Linked DNA regions of Mus musculus: region 1 is linked to region 2. A link is a loop called in an ENCODE intact Hi-C map of the cell type or tissue named here. Cell type or tissue: gastrocnemius. All regions are shown on one strand. Links, peaks and the distances in the headings refer to the core of each region. The heading gives the core; the rest is flanking DNA. Region 1 overlaps Tnpo1 (transportin 1). Region 2 has its middle 5.7 kb from the start of 2310020H05Rik.

Evidence for each region. Peaks named below come from ENCODE experiments on the same cell type or tissue, not always from the same donor. Only the 100,000 strongest peaks of a DNase experiment are listed, where the experiment ranks them.
Region 1: it touches region 2 in a loop (2.7-fold over the local background); 3 of 42 quality-filtered maps call a loop at or near these places.

The regions. Positions count from the first base shown.
Region 1 is chr13:98,891,117-98,894,037 of GRCm38, forward strand. All of the region lies in intron 1 of Tnpo1 (transportin 1), which reads right to left. Among named protein-coding and RNA genes, the nearest start is that of Gm52051, 32 kb to the right of the region's middle. In gastrocnemius, for the core only: a CTCF peak has its summit at 1,610; no DNase peak of the experiment used is centred there; H3K4me3 peaks cover 873 bases; H3K27ac peaks cover 2,174 bases.
Region 2 is chr13:99,092,145-99,095,065 of GRCm38, forward strand. No RefSeq gene overlaps it. Among named protein-coding and RNA genes, the nearest start is that of 2310020H05Rik, 5.7 kb to the left of the region's middle. In gastrocnemius, for the core only: a CTCF peak has its summit at 1,373 (motif pointing left); DNase peaks (open chromatin) are centred at 397 and 1,374; H3K27ac peaks cover 998 bases.

The sequences.
Region 1 (2,921 bases), core at 112-2,611, 200 kb before region 2:
TCTTGCAGCCAGGCTGCTTACACGAAGGCTGCTCTTTGCAAGCCCCTGCAAAGCCCCGGTCGAAATCTGATTCGGATTATTATTTTAAATGAGCGTACAGGAATAACTACGACGACTTTCGGAATGGGGGAAAACTCCCTCTGACAGCTCAATAGTGAAAATAAAAACAGTTGCACTTCAATTTAATATACAAAGCTATATTAGTCGTTCAAATAAATTTTTGAGGCACGTTGCAGTCTGAACCACATCTTAAAAACATTAAATGCAACCTTTGTAGAACTTCAATGGAAAAAATTTCACCCTCTCATAAACTTCAACTTACAAACTCAGTAAGTGAAATAAATTCCATCACGAAATAACTGCCTTACACAAAGGGCTGTAGAATGAAGGATAAACAAGAAAAATCAGGTAAATTACAGTAGGATAGTGTGGAATTCTGTTAAAGTACTCCCCCCGCCCCACTGGACTCTTAAACATAGGTGTGTATCATTTGCCCTGACTAACACATTACTGAGAAGGGCGATGTGTAATCGGTAGAGGCTGGGAATAAAGTGTGAGCTGTATCTGATTCGGCAACGGGAGGTTACTGTGTTAATGACAGCTTCATTAAAACTAACTTCTTGAACAAAACTAATAAAGTCAAGGATTGACTGTAAAATTATTTTTAATAACGAAACCCGAGAGGCTTGGTGAAGGAGAGGATTGTTAATCAACTCTACTATACAATGGTTTAGCAGTCTCAGCTAGAAAGAGCCCTTTCTAGCAGGTTATTTCTCTCCCCTCATCTTCTTACAATCCTCTATTTGACCTTGCCCTCTCCTTCATTTTTCAAAATTGTTTTCCCCTGCTTTCCTTCACGGTTTTGTGCTTCATATCTCTAACACGACTTTGCTTAACATCGTCTACTGTCTCCCTAAACCGGGCAAACAAATCAAGTGTTTTTACAAAATGAACAACAACAACAAAGCATCCAACAACTCCACTTTCCTCTGGACATCACTGCTGTTATAACAAATAGTGCTATAGGACTGGATTTAGCCCACTTTCCTAGTATCTGCTGCTACTGTAATGTTTTATGTACAAGTGTACTTATATTACGCAATTGTGAAAATTGTCATTTCTTCCCTTGTCTGTACATATTACATGGTTTAAGAAAATATTTTAGAATATAAATTATTTCTAGTCTATTGTTGTGCTGCAATTTTTAAACTGTTAATTGGCAGAGTCACAGAACTGTACAAATTATAAGCACATAACCAAGTGATTTGACCCCACACTCAGTTCAAGATGGAGGTCTTTCATGTTCATTACCACAAGAAACCTTAGTAACTGACTTTCTATCATTATAGATTGTTTTTTTTTCTAACTTCAAACGCTTTTTAAAATTGCAAGAACTACATTATACTAAAACAACATGGTTATACAAGTAAAGTTGATTCAATTCTACCATGAAGATTATGTCTCTGAGATGACATTAAATTAGATATATTTTTACAGTGTCGTCTAATGGAAATTACATACAGTGTTCTGGCTAGAATATAAAATGTCCTCCACAGGTTCATGTGCCTGATACTATCAAGAGGGGTGGTGGAACCTTTAGGAGGCAGCACCTCCCTGGAGGATAGATACAGACCACTAGGGATGGGGCTTGAGATTTTTATACCCCTGCGGACTTCTGCCTTGTTTCTGCTTCCTGTTCCTTTGAGATGTGAAGAACAGACAAGTTCCAGCCACACATTTCTAGGACTACGGAGTCACAGACGCCATGCTTGTCTGACATGATGGGCAGTCTTTCTGCTATAATACATTGTATTTCTCCATTAAACTGTAAACCAAAATCAACCTTGCTCTCCTTTATGCTGCTTCTTTCAGAAAATGTATCACAGCAATATGAAAAACTAACTAATACATACATACATACACTTATGGTACACTAATATTAACTCTACAACCTTTCATAGATAATAAATATAGCATGACCATCATTCCAGGCCAATGCTTTCAAGCGACACCTGCTGAAGTAGCCCACTTATGCCCTCAGGGCCCTTTGAGAAACTAAAGTCAGGGATAACGATCAGTTGCCCAGTCAGAAAAGCACAGTCATCTCATTCATTCTAAAGGTGGTGGACAAAAGACATAATATCAGACTATTTCCAGACTTCCTTCTCTAGACCTGCATGCAAATCAACAGTATTCGCTTGTTAGTTTCTTTCTTTTGAGGCCAGGTCTCGCCGTGGATCAGACTGTCCTCAAGCTCCAATGCTGCCTGCCTGCCTGCCTGCCTGCCTGATGGCATGAGGACTGTGCTCCACTATGCCCTCCCTCATCTAGCTTTCAACACTTCAGTACTAATAGTATCTTATCTGAGCTGGGAGCTGAGTTTGACACCAGCCTGGTCTACACAGTGACTTCCAGGATAGCCAGGGCTAGACAGAAAAACCCTTACTGGAAAAAAACAAAAACAAAAAAACCGCTGGACAGTGGTGGGGCACGCCTTTAATCCCAGCACTCGGGAGGCAGAGGCAGGTGGATTTCTGAGTTCAAGGCCAGCCTGGTCTACAGAGTGAGTTCCAGGACAGCCAGGGCTATACTATACAGAGAAACCTTGTCTCAAAAAACAACACACATACATACATACATACATACATACATACATACATACATACATACATATATATATATATATATATATATATATATATATATGGCTGGTGGAACAAATCTTTAATCCCAACATTCAGGGTTAGAGACAAAAGCAGGCAGATCTTCTGAGTTCTAGGCCAGACTTATCTACAGAGCTAGTTCCTGGATAGCCAGGGTTACACAGGAAAACCCTCTCTCTAAATCTAATTTGATCAAACAATGATAATAAGTGCTTCCCAATACCTGAACCTGATTAAAGTTATCTGTAAAAAAAGCCT
Region 2 (2,921 bases), core at 312-2,811:
TCCCAGGAGAGTGCTGTTCTATCCCATCTCTACAGGGGACATGGTGGTTTGGTTCAAAAGATAGTATTGTGTATGTAAACTCACTTTTCAAAGTCAAATAGCCCGCCTAAGACATGAGCCCTGTGGTCGATTTGTGGTTAGCTCTATCTGCACCTCTGAAGTTGAGTCTCTCTCGGGGTATTCTTGTGAGCCATCTCTAGTGAACTTTCTCGGATTTCCTTGCTTAAATGATTAACAGACATGTCCTTTGATCACTTGCATAGCAGTGTCACAATCTGAAAGCAAAGGCCGTTCTATTTTGTGGGAGTGTGCAGGCAGGCCTGGGAGGGAAGAATTTTGGACTCTCCCGAGCTCCTTGGAGGCCTTTGCAGACAAAACACTTGGAGAGCGTCTGGCACACTGACAGAAACTATCTGCCTGGGGCCAGTGCTGAGTCTGTCCGAGCTCAGGGGTCACGTCACTGACCTGACGAAGAATGCAGCTTATCTCTCGGATAATGGAAGAAGATCGATACTATAGTCATGAACAGACTTGAACTTGTCTCTCTCGATTTGAACTCACCCCCACCCCCTGTTCAGTAAAAAGACTCAAAAGTGTATTTAGTTAAAACTGGCAAAGCCCACATAGTTAGGTGCAATTAATTTAGTGAGCTAACCAACATACACCGCTTTACCATAAAGATTTACTGTCAGCCTATGCAGCTCAAATCCTTGGGCTTAGACATTTCCCATTAGTGAACAGTGTTCGCATCAACTCTATATTGGGATTAGTGGTTTTTCACGGTTCTGGGAACTGAACTAGAAAAGAGAGTATTTGGTTCTAATGACATTAAAGAGGACTCAATAGATTGTGTTACTTCATAGATTTTCCTTTGCTGTGGATTTTTTTTTTTTTTTTTTTTTTTGGTTGTTGTTACAAAAGAACTATTTTAGGCTTAAATGTATCCGCTGGCCATTTAGTCTATGGAGACACACCACATATTTAATGCTCTGCTTCATTGCCCGCTGAAAGAAATAAGTGCATAACAAAATGCTTTGAAAAATGCTTAATTTCTCAACTGTTGATTTAATGTGTTACGGTTCAATAAGGTGATGAATCGCTCTGCTCTGCTACCACTGGAAACCAGAAAAATGATCCACACTGGTATGTTGCATCTGTGAATATTAAGTTTGTCAATGTAATTTATGACTAGGCAGGTAATATACCGGTAATTTGCATACTAATTGCTGTGGTGGAAGCCAGACGACTTTAATTCGCTAAGCTAGTCTGTCTAAGCAGAAGCCAGCAATTACCTCTCTGTGCTGGAGAGACAGCCTTGTTTAGGAGGAGAGAAAATGGAGGCAGTCAGGAAGCCTACAGAGCTGCCGGGCCCCCTGCTGGTAGCCAGGCAACACGTTTGCACAGAGGCAGCCTTGTGCAGGACCTGTAGGTGAGAGAATGCCTTTCCTCGCTGAGGCAAGCCGGATTTCCCAACCAAGTAACATTCAGAAAGCAGAAGATTAAAGTCAACGAAGCTCACTGCGAGCAGACACAACCTGTCTGTGTGTCCAGTATCAGAAATCTGAAGGCAGGAAAATAGCCCATTTCTATCTCCTGTAAAGGGAGCTTTCAATACAGGTCTTTTGAAACCAGATTTTATTTTTTTTTCATTTATGTATCTATGTACGTGTCTGTCTGTCTGTCTGTTGTGCAGGTAGAAATTGGAGGGTGGTGGAGGAATGCAGCCTGCATACAGAAAGATGTTGAGCATCCCCACTAACAATGAAAGGAAGAACGCTAACCTCTGAGGGATGATTTTTCTAATAGATTCAGAAGGATGAACGCTTTTTTTTTCCTGTGTAGGGCATGCACCACCGAGTGCAGGGTAAACCTGTATTCTTTAGGAGAATGAGATATTAATAACCCTTGAGATTTTTTTTTTGAATATCCTTAGAGCAGTAACCCTACTTCAAGAAATGCACATCCCAGAGCGTGTATACCACGAAGCCCACATGTTCACTTTTATTTTTATTCGATGTATAAAAGTGTGGTCATTTCAAATGATTCAACCAAGCACAAGGCTGTTAATTGTTACATTTTGGGATGATGATAGTTTGTGAATGCCTAACCAACCGCTCAGCAGGAGGAGGCTGATTAAATAAACAGGTACATAGTGCAGAAAGCTTACGAACATCGAGACGTAGAGCCAATGCACAATGTTTGTGCAGATGAATGGCCATGCCAGGCATTGACGGTGGGGTCAGATGGGCCAGTCTATGAATCAGTACTTGGGAGTCTGAAGCAGGAGGATTGCCATGAGTTTGTGGTCAGCTTTGGCAACAGACTGAGACACTATCTTTAAAATAAAGAAATATGAGTGTGGGTGATTAAATAAACAGATCACAATGTGCAGCAGTGTATAAATGGTATTTTTTTATTCCATATAAAAGGTGAATATAGGAAAAGTCAGGAAGGCTATGTTCTAATGTTTAATCACGTCTACCTTTTTAAGCAGGGGCTCTGTCTGGGTCAACTCTAGGAGAGGACTCTTGGTTAGCTTTCCATGTTGGAATTTGACATGAAGCACCCACCTCAAAGACTATGATAACATAGCACAAAAAGCATTGGAAAATGTATCCTATTTGGGGTTGAAGCTCAATGGTAGAGAATTGTCTAGCACGTGTAAATTTTGGCTTCTACTCCCAGTCCCAGATAATAAATAAATGCATAAGCCATACAATGAGTACTTGTGAACTAAACATTCAACAATTGTTAAGTTGCTTTATTTTATTTTATTTTATTTTATTTTATTTTATTTTATTTTATTTTATTTTTATTTGCATGCCAAGAGCTTTAACATTTGAAACATGCTTTTATAAAGTAGGATTCACTTAGGCTTGGTATGGTGTCCTTGTCAGGGTTACGACTTCTGTGATGAAACA